Regions from separate parts of the Homo sapiens genome. Here region 1 is linked to region 2. The links are chromatin contacts, found by Hi-C in ENCODE. All regions are on one chromosome and are shown on one strand. The core of a region is the stretch at or near the end of the contact, and the rest is flanking DNA. Distances in the headings are between cores, read along the strand shown.

Evidence for each region. Hi-C counts contacts between places; a loop is a spot of excess contacts on that map. Pooled maps may share reads with other maps.
Region 1: a map of naive thymus-derived CD4-positive, alpha-beta T cell shows a loop between it and region 2 (9-fold over the local background). The contact joins the promoter of ARLN here to the promoter of CCNA2 in region 2. A Hi-C loop is called at or near these places in 1 of 168 maps with a recorded cell type or tissue (naive thymus-derived CD4-positive, alpha-beta T cell), 1 of 37 single-sample maps with no recorded cell type and 8 of 50 pooled maps.

What each region holds. Positions count from the first base shown.
Region 1 is chr4:119,298,782-119,303,539 of GRCh38, forward strand. It overlaps ARLN (allregulin), which reads right to left and starts at 1,864. Exons shown (of 2, transcript NM_001001701.4): 1 at 1,555-1,864. The coding sequence starts at 1,754. RefSeq lists enhancers at 1,458-1,507, 1,608-1,837.
Region 2 is chr4:121,821,759-121,826,847 of GRCh38, forward strand. CCNA2 (cyclin A2) reads right to left here and starts at 2,125. Exons shown (of 8, transcript NM_001237.5): 1 at 1,658-2,125; 2 at 645-888. The coding sequence starts at 1,870. BBS7 (Bardet-Biedl syndrome 7) reads right to left here. Exons shown (of 19, transcript NM_176824.3): 19 at 2,571-4,235. The coding sequence ends at 4,102. RefSeq lists enhancers at 1,664-1,713, 1,904-1,973.

The DNA.
Region 1 (4,758 bases), core at 614-3,113, 2.5 Mb before region 2:
GTAAAAAGCAAGTATTTGTCAGCAATATGTGCTTTATCTTCCCAGTTTTTAACACTTTATGCCTATTTACATATTGATAAAAAGAAAAGCCTAGAACATTTCTTGTAAGGCCTCTATTTTCTATCCAGAGCTGAAAGTTCAGGTCATAAAAACACACACACACACAAAACCCACTGTATTTGAGATTATCAGTCTCTACCAAAACAGGGAGGGAGAGTAAAACTCTCCCTTTACAAATGGCTTGACAGAGAATTTTATAGAAATCCCTATCCCTTTTGCCATCCTCCCATTAATCCCTCTCGCTCCCCTGCCACCCCTTTTTTTGAGACAGGGTTTGCTTTGTCTCCCAGACTGGAGTATAGTGGCACGTTCACAGCTCACTGAAGCCTCGACCTCCCCAGCTCAAGCAATCCTCCTATTTCAGCTTCCCAAGTAGCTGGGACTACAGGCGTGAGCCACTGTGCCTGGCCCTCTCTGTCTTCTCTAACTTACTACACCATCCAAGAAATGAGACAGTGAGGCTTAAGACACCCAAATCTTGGTGAAAATATAGGATGGGGGTTGGGGGTGTAGAAGAAGTGACTGCCTATCAAGAAGTGAGAATTTCAGAAGTAACTCATAGGCATGGTGACTAAGGAGTTAACAGTGAGTGAACAATCAACTCCAAAGTCCAGGAGAGCTGTCTAGATGGGCTACACTGCTCTTCTCCCATAGGAGCCCTGTTTCATCTCACTGCTTCTCCTTAGCTTGTCTCTTAACACCATCTCCATTTGGTGTCTGCTTCCTCCTGCCCTATTCTCTTAAGTTCCCTTCCTTTACCCTCTGCCAGAATTGTCTTTTCAGAGCGAGTGGCGATGAAAATGGAGAGCATGGGTTTTACAAGTAAACTCTACAGAATTTTGTAACTTGGTGTTTTAGGATATGTGGATGTGTGTAAGAAAAGGGCAAAGTGTCTCAGGTTTCTGGGAGGTAACGGTGGATAAAGTTGGCGTTTACTGAAATGGTAACGCTGCAAGGCAAGTAAATTTGGGTAAGAAGCTGTTAAGAGTTCAGTTTTGGACATGTTTAGTTTGAGACAGCTGCGTGGTCTGCTCATGGTTAAACAGCTGTATAGTAAAAATAGCTTTCGTTGAGCACTTACTACTGCCAGGCAACATGCAAATCACTACGATCTCAATCTTCACTACACCCCTATGACCTGGGTTACTAATGGTCCCAAATGGCAGATGAAAAAATAAAGCTCCAAAAGGCGAAATAACTTCTCCGGTCGCTTCATGGTGCTGCAGGAACTCAAGCCTAGCTGGTTTCATTCCAAATCATGAGAAAATATGACGCCAAGTTTTCTCCACACTTCTTTGGAGACTCCCACGGACGTGCTAAAGAAGGACATTTTACTCCTAGTCCTTCTCCCCCACCCACCCGACTGCGCCACTCACCAGCTGTGTGATCTTGGACATATATAAACTCTCTGGAATTCAGTCCCCTCCCCGCCCAAAAGCGAGCAAATGATCTCTAAGCTCCTTACCACCCCAATTTTGCATTCGAGATACTCACCATGGCAAAAAATACACAAAGAGAAACACCACCACATCGAAAAGGATGAAAAGCCAGAGGTCCAACCAGTAGGAGTGTTTGGGAAGCCCATTTGCCCCAGACTGAGGCCTCACATCGAAGTTCTGCCTCCCTCCCTCGCTAAAGCCTCGCCGCTCCCGGAGACCATCTCGACCATCAACACCCGGTGCGTCCACCTCCATCTCGCTCCTGCAGCTTCGTAACAACCCTAGAAACCGAAAATGCTTAAGTTCCCGGACTTTGGTGTTCGCCGCACCGGAAACTGAGCGGAGTCCGGCCGCCTGCGCAGTGCGCCGCGCCCCGGGTTCCGGAATGCACTCTGAACCTACTCTTCCCAGCGCGCAGGCGCCTGGCTCGGCTTTCCGCTGCCTCCGTGACCGCTGGCATGAAGCGCGGCCTCCGCCTTGACACTAAGTCAATGGGCCCGCCTACTTCTGCCTCGCGGCGTCCCAGGCAGATAGCTGGTTATTCAGGTTTCGTTGGAAGAAATACGTTCTCGTCCCCCTGAAAGGCCCAGTCCAGTCAGGTGATGGACTCCTCCCTGAAACTGCACGAGGTCACCTCTCCTATCCCCGTATTCCGTTTGGATCCTTATGCCAACGTGTTAGGAAGGCCCCCTCTGGTGGGTTTTGTACTGTCTCTAGCATTTGACACTTAATATTTAAACACCACCAATGAGGTGGACGTCCTACTCACGGGACTGAGTTTCCAAACGGGCCAGAGAGCAGCACGTGAGCATTTTGCAGGTACTTCAAGGGAGTGGGTTTAAGAATAACCTGGCCGCGCCCCCCTGTAATCCCAGCACTTTGAGAGGCCGAGGCGGGCGGATCACCTGAGGTAAGGAGTTCGAGACCAGCCTGGCCAACATGCTGAAATCCCGTCTCTACTAAAAAAAAAAAAAAAAAAAAAAAAATCCAAAAATTAGCCGGGCGTGGTGGCAGGCGCCTGTAATCCCAGTTACTCGGGAGGCTGAGGCAGGAGAATCGCTTGAACCCGGGAGGCGGAGGTTGCAGTGAGCTGAGATCGTGCCACTATTGCACTCCAGCCTGGGCAACAGAGCGAGACTCCATCTGGGGGGAAATGGGGGTGGGAAGAATAACCCAAAGGTTATTTGACTTTGAGTGTGAGCCTCAGCAAGAACAGAATGCTAGCAGGAAGAAAATGACCTATACTGCCTGGATTTTACCTCGTGGGTCCAATTTCAAATATTCTCTTTCTTGTCACATTATGATTCCTGAATTGTTCAGAAAATAACGGGCACCCAGACATATAAGTGGTTCTCTTGGTGCATAGTAAATGGAGATAAGACTGTAGTTGTGTTTTTACAAAGTCATTAAATCGTCGTAAAACCTCTTTGAAGGGGCAGTACTCCATCTTATAGAATTAGGAAATGAGACACAAAAGGAGTGAATTGTCTAAGGTTACTAAAAAAATTATAAAGCCTAAAATTAACTCCAAATCCAGCACTCTTAAAGCTGTTCCATAGCTTCCTAACCTTGCTCCAATTTGCCTCCAAATCAATTGCCAGGTTTTAGAGACAAAGATAGTATACGACCTTTCAAGAAAAATGCTTTGTAGATTCTGGGATGAGAGGGCCATTACCTGAGAATTAATTAGATTGTGTGCTGTAATACAGATTGTCTGATGGTAGTAGACAAAAAGACCCTGGGCTTAAGTGGCATTGAATCTTTACAAAAATTAGGAAAGGCAAATAAACAATTGCCTCTACCAGAGATGGAAGCATTCTTCTCGCTGACAAGGTAGGATCAATTACTCCTAGTTATTGAAGTAGGATTGATAAAAAATTATTGAGATTATTAGTGTTGAAGAAGCATGACATAAACTGAACAGGTCTTGAAATGGTTTTAAACTTGTCTTTGGCCCAGAGTCACATGCTCATCATGAGGGGATGTTGACAGTATGATCTGTTCTAGAGTCAGGAACGTCTGCCAGACTTGGAAGAGCAACTAGTGCAAATAAGGAGGGGTTATTTAAACTAAATTCAGTTGAAAGATTCTATTTCCGACTTTACCCTTGTAAAAGTCCCACTGATTGTTGATTATTCCACATTACAGAAATGAGTTTAGAGTGTGTTATGGCTGATTTTGAACTACTGGCCTCAAGTGATCCTTCTGCCTCGACTTCCCAAAGTACTGGGATTACAGGCATGAGCCACCTTGCTCAGTTGGCATTTGCCATTATCAAAGCAATTTAAATTTTAAAAAGTACTGTACTGAAATCCAGGTTCACTGTCAGTCATGCAATACCTCGGCACTTGTCCAACCACCTTGAACTTTCTACTTCACATGTTCAACTGAAAAATATGCACCAGGGACTACAGATTGAATCATTGCACTGCAACCATGATCCAACACTTCCATAATTCTGTCAGCACAATTAATCTGATTGAGCTGGGGTGGAGAAGGTGGTGTATGAAAATGCTATAACCATCAGGCCAAAGACAGCTAAGTGTTTTTAAGAAGACGTTACAGATCTTCTGAACTTCAAGTGCAATAAGTTTTCAGGAGGGAGATGATGATGAATTTTGCTTTAACCTAAGGGATAATGCAAATTTTTCGTATGCAGCTCTCAAGCCAGTATATCCATGTGATAAAGCATCCTCATGATCATCCTAGGAATTAAATTAATTTTATAGAATAACCTCTCCAACAGTGGAGAATTTGGTTACTGTAATTTTCATCTGGAAATATATGTGTTTATCTTAAATTATTCTTTCTCATCTTAACTTTGTCTTTTCCTCCTTTTCAAGTTGAGTACCTGTCCTAGCAACAACCCTGTTGATTGGTACCACAGGTTATTTCTCCATCTTCTGGGTCATTTTATTTATTCATTTTGTTGTTATTGTTCTCTTCAATTCTTTTTTTTTTTTTTTTTTTGGAGACGGAGTCTTGCTCTGTCGCCCAGGCTGGAGTGCAATGGTGCGATCTTGGCTCACTGCAACCTCCACCTCATGGGGTCAAGCGATTCTCCCTGCCTCAGCCTCCTGAGTAGCTGGGATTTCAGGCGTCTGCCAGCACGCCTGGCTAATTTTTGTATTTTTAGTAGAGACAGAGTTTCGCCATGTTGGCCAGGCTGGTCTTGAACTCCTGACCTCAGGTGATCCGCCCGCCTCGGCCTGCCAAAGTGCTGGGATTGCAGGCATGAGCCACTGCACCCAGGCTGTTC
Region 2 (5,089 bases), core at 875-3,374:
CTCCTTCCTCACAATCAATACAACTAAAACTAAAATGAGATTGGATTTAGTGAGCTGTCCAGTGACTCAATATCCCTAGGGCAAAGAAATAGTACAAACTGCAAAGAGCTGTTTACAGAAGCTACTTTAATACATGGGTAAGAGTAAACAGCCATGGTACAACTATTTACTTGTAGGAGGAAAAGTGTCACTTTCTGGTATCAGATGCTAATCCAGACTGGTTTTATAGAAACAAAATTATAAAACTGGAAGAGACGTTATGTAATCACAATATTTAAGACTGCATCTTCAAATAGCACTAAGTGATATATAAGTGAGTTAAATAAAACTGAAATCTATTCTCCCAACCAAGAACACATTTATGGGATCAGATTAAAATAAGCATTTAAGATCTAATTATAATTAGATTGATGTGACTGGCAGTGAACCTGAAAGAGCACTGGATAAGGATCTTTTTGTATGTCACCAAGTCAAGTGTTAGCTGTGAGATCTGAGATAAGTCACATCCTTTCTAAGCCTTGTTACATTAAACCTAACTCACTATAGTCAAAATGACTACATAAGACATCTTAAAATGCAAATCATTAATATCATCTAATAATTATAATTACCGTAATTCCACACAGATTTTCCTTAAAACTTACCAAAACTACCATCCATTGGATAATCAAGAGGGACCAATGGTTTTCTGGGTCCAGGTAAACTAATGGCTGAATTAAAAGCCAGGGCATCTTCACGCTCTATTTTTTGAGATTCAGCTGGCTTCTTCTGAGCTTCTTTTTCTGCTTCATCCACATGAATGGTGAACGCAGGCTGTTTACTGTTTGCTTTCCAAGGAGGAACGGTGACATGCTCATCATTTACAGGAAGATCCTTAAGGGGTGCAACCTAAAAAAAAATTAATAACTGGCTTTGAGCCTACTAGTCTTGCATTCTTTCTCTTATGGGTGTTGGCCTTTGCTTTTTCTCCCAAATACTCTATCAGGAATTAAACTTTCTGGGACAAAGAAGAGTTTCAGTATTCAAAAGAGAAGGGATGTTCCCATTTGTCACAGGCATTCCCACAAAGGCTATCAATAGATAACACTAGGTGGAATTATGCAAAACTTATCAGGGCCACAAGAAGGGTCGGGTGACAGGCCAATACGTGACAAGTTTAGGAAAGACAGCAAAAAAATTGTTGGTTCACCACTGTCGCCCGAGGGTGGAGCAACAGAGCAAATCCGGCTAAAATGGCGGAATTTGCCAAAAGCAAAGTATTTTGTACACGCTTTTCTAAAGTAGAGGTCATCTCTTAAGCGTGAGGAGGATAGGGGTCAGAGTCCTACAGCAGTGCCTGGGGTTTAAAAGTGGAGAGAAAGGCGCGGAGCTGAGCGAAGACTACACGTTTTAGAGCTTGGTTTGACCCCATTATGTACAGGCAGATGCCCCCTATAGAGAGCAGACCGGCAGCATACACACAGTGTTGGCGGGGTCCTGATGCTAATATGGGAGAACTCCTACTGTGGCAAACCACACACCAGCACCAACTGCACTCCAGACCCTGGCCCCCTTCCAAAAGCCCAGGACATGCCTTCTCGCCACTCTTCTCTGCCTGCTAAGCCAATGCCAAACCCTGCTCGACCCACCCTCCTGCAGATATCCCGCATCCCTTTACCCGTCTCGTCTTCGGCCTCTGCTGCTGCGCTAGACCCCGCGGGTTCCCGGACTTCAGTACCGCCAGCGCGGCCCGGGTCCGCGGTTGTTGGACGGGCGCTGCCTTTTCCGGGTTGATATTCTCCTGGTCCTCTTGGAGCGCCGTCTGCTGCAATGCTAGCAGCGCCGAGCCCGCCTCGCGGGTCGCAGGCCCCGGCGCAGAGTTGCCCAACATCACTGCTCCCGGGAGTGGACGGCGGGATCAGCCTGCGGCGCCAAGCAGCGTGCACTCTGCCCAGCCGACCACTCGCACCGACCCGGCCAAAGAATAGTCGTAGCCGCCGGTCGCAGCCCAGGCCAGCCTACCAGCCCGCCCGCTCGCTCACCCAGCTCGAGACCACGCAGGGCCGAGGAGGTTGCGAAAGGCGCAGGCAGGCACTGCCCAGCGTGGCGAGCCAAAGACGCCCAGAGATGCAGCGAGCAGCCCGCCGGAGCGGCGGCTGTTCTTGCAGTTCAAGTATCCCGCGACTATTGAAATGGACCAATGAAAGCGCTCGCGGCCTTGACGTCATTCAAGGCGACAGGGTCGCAGGCGAGTGAAGGGTAAACCAAAGGAAACTGAGCAGGGGCGGGGCAGGAGGGAGAAACAAACTGGCTGGGGCGGGAGAAAACGCCTGCGCGGGGCGGGGAGAGGTAGGATTTAGGGCCCGACGCTTCCGATTATTTTAAGCTGAGCCACCTAGTGAGCGAGGCTGTCCGAAGGCTGACTCTAAGCCTTTTAGGGAATTAAACGGAATTAAACTTTGGCGACTATCATTTGGGTTGCCCAGCCTTTAGCTCTGGGACGTCTAGTTAGCTTAAGTGACTTTTTCCAAAGGTCTAAAATCTGGGGCACGTTTTTCAGTATCTCCGATTCTCCGTTTTCTTATGTGTTAATAGGGACTAATAACTACAGTCATATGGTTGTTAGGATTAAATAATGTGCATAAATTATTTAACACGGAGCTCACATAGTAATACAGTACTCAAGTGTCAAGACTGTAATGTCATCTTAACATTTAGGCGTTTATTCATAGTAACCAGAAATTGTGTTTTATGCTTTTTATTTTTCCTAATGAAGATGCAATTAATTTAAGATGGCACCTTGAACTACTGTTGATATATATAATAAATAGCAGTGCATTACAAAATATTCAAATACAGTCATTAATTTTTTTCTATTTTTCCCCAAGCTGTGGCAACCAACAAAAAACACAATGACGTTCTAGTGACCTAGATATAATTATGTTCCTTTCAGAAGTAAAGTTTTTTAAACATAGTAAAAACAATATGACCTTATTAAAATAAAACTCTCTTAACTATACGTGCCTTTAACAAATTTTTATATTTATATATAAATATAAGAATATACAAAGCTTGCACATAACTAATAAGTATAATAGCATATCATTAAGAAGCACTGTTTTCTAAAAAATTCGTGAGTCTGCCCTTCTTGAAACATAAAGCTTATTTTCCATTATCTGTATGCCATTTTAAAACCTTTCAATATTCCCTTGAAATTAATAAATATGAATTAAGATTAATGCACAAAACTTCTGTAGCCTTAATGTCATATATGATAAAAAGAGATCTAGAAGATACTAGTGTAGGAAAATCTAAGATGGCATCACTATTTCTGCACTCTTCACTTGAAGCACGCTGAATAGCTCCACTGGTTACAGCATGTCTAATTAAGATCCCCCGACTCTGTGTAAGCTCTTCTTATTTCCTGGCTACAATTTATAGCACTGAGCCAAGTCCAGCATTTCCACAAACTGCAGCAGAGTCATAAAACACTACCAAGCAAAAGGAATATCAGTTGCAAATCAATCCTATCTCCTAGAAAAAACAATTGGTAGGTTATTTCCACTAGCTGGCAACATACATAGTAACCAGGACACAAAGCAAGTACCAGTACTTGGGTTCTGGTCCCAGCTTTACAAAATATTAGCATGTCCTCTTAATCACAAAATTTCACTGAGAATCAGTTTTCTTATATGATTTGACAAATTTTACAACAGTTGTGAAGATCAAATAAGGTAATATATAAAAATACATTTTGAAGCCTATAAAGCGGTCTACATGTTTATGTGTTTATGTACCTTGTAATACATTTGAATATATTTTAATTTTCCACATATTACTTCTCAATTTAAAAATTAAAACAGCCACTTGCCAAAAATTCATTAAAATCCTATTTAAATCATTCTACTTGTGTTTTAAAAATAAAAAGACTCTTTTAGTTTTAGAAAGTTCAATTTGTCAAAAGAAATAGAAGCATTACTTTAAAAAGCCATTATATCTCAAATATTTTTAGATATAAAAAAGCATTTGAAATTAAAGTACATACACAGTTAACTTCTAATTCTCTTTTAACATTTTTCATTTAAACAGACCACTTCTTTGGGACTTTACCTTATTTGTATGTCATGCTGCATCGAAGAATGAAATCAATGCATTTTGGTCATAACTGTCCAGAATTTCCAATAGAAGGGGTACTTTAGTTTTTACATTGGTGCCTTTAAACTTAAATTTATCTATGAAAAGATCAGTGATCATGCCTTTAAAGAAAAAACATAAATTTCCTGTCAGTGATTAGTTATATTTAATGACACAGTATTTCACTAAAGTAATTGCTTGATAATCTATTTTTAAGCACCTGTAATTCCATGATTTAACATACACAAACCTAAAAGCCATGTTTTTAAAAATAGTCATTTTGGGGGGATTTTAAAACAAGTTTCAAGATATAAATCATCTGCCTAATAACCCTCTTAACAATTGATTACAAGCTATTAATTCAGACAATCAACTACTGGCCATTTTTGAACTGCTATCAGTATATATAACATCACAACAAGTGGTATATTTTTTCCACCAAGCTGACCATTTTGACATAGTCTAGGCAGATTCTATTTTTAACAGCTTATCTGAATTAAAATATTCCACCTATATGTTGACCATTCTTGGGATTTGACTTGAAGGCAAATAGTCCTAGGTTCAAAGATCTGGGCAAATCATTTCACCTTGAGTTTTCTCATATGTAAAACAGGAATAATTCAAGCTGTCAATCCTTTATCCAAAAAGCTTGATGCAAGATGTATTTCAGAATTTTTCCTATTTTAGGAAGATAATGAAAGGAATATACTATGGTATTAACCCCAAGGGGACTGAGTAGCAGCATCCAATAGCAAAACATAGTACTATTTCTGGCACAAAATATACGGATGAATATTTGCACTAAGTGGAATAAAAAAGATATAACCTTGGGCTGGGCACGGTGGCTCATGCCTGTAATCCCAGCACTTTGGGAGGCTGAGGTGGGCAGATCACGAAGTCAGGGGTTGGAGACCAGCCTGGCCAATATGGTGAAACCCTGTCTCTACTAAAAGTACAAAAAAATTAGCTGGGCATG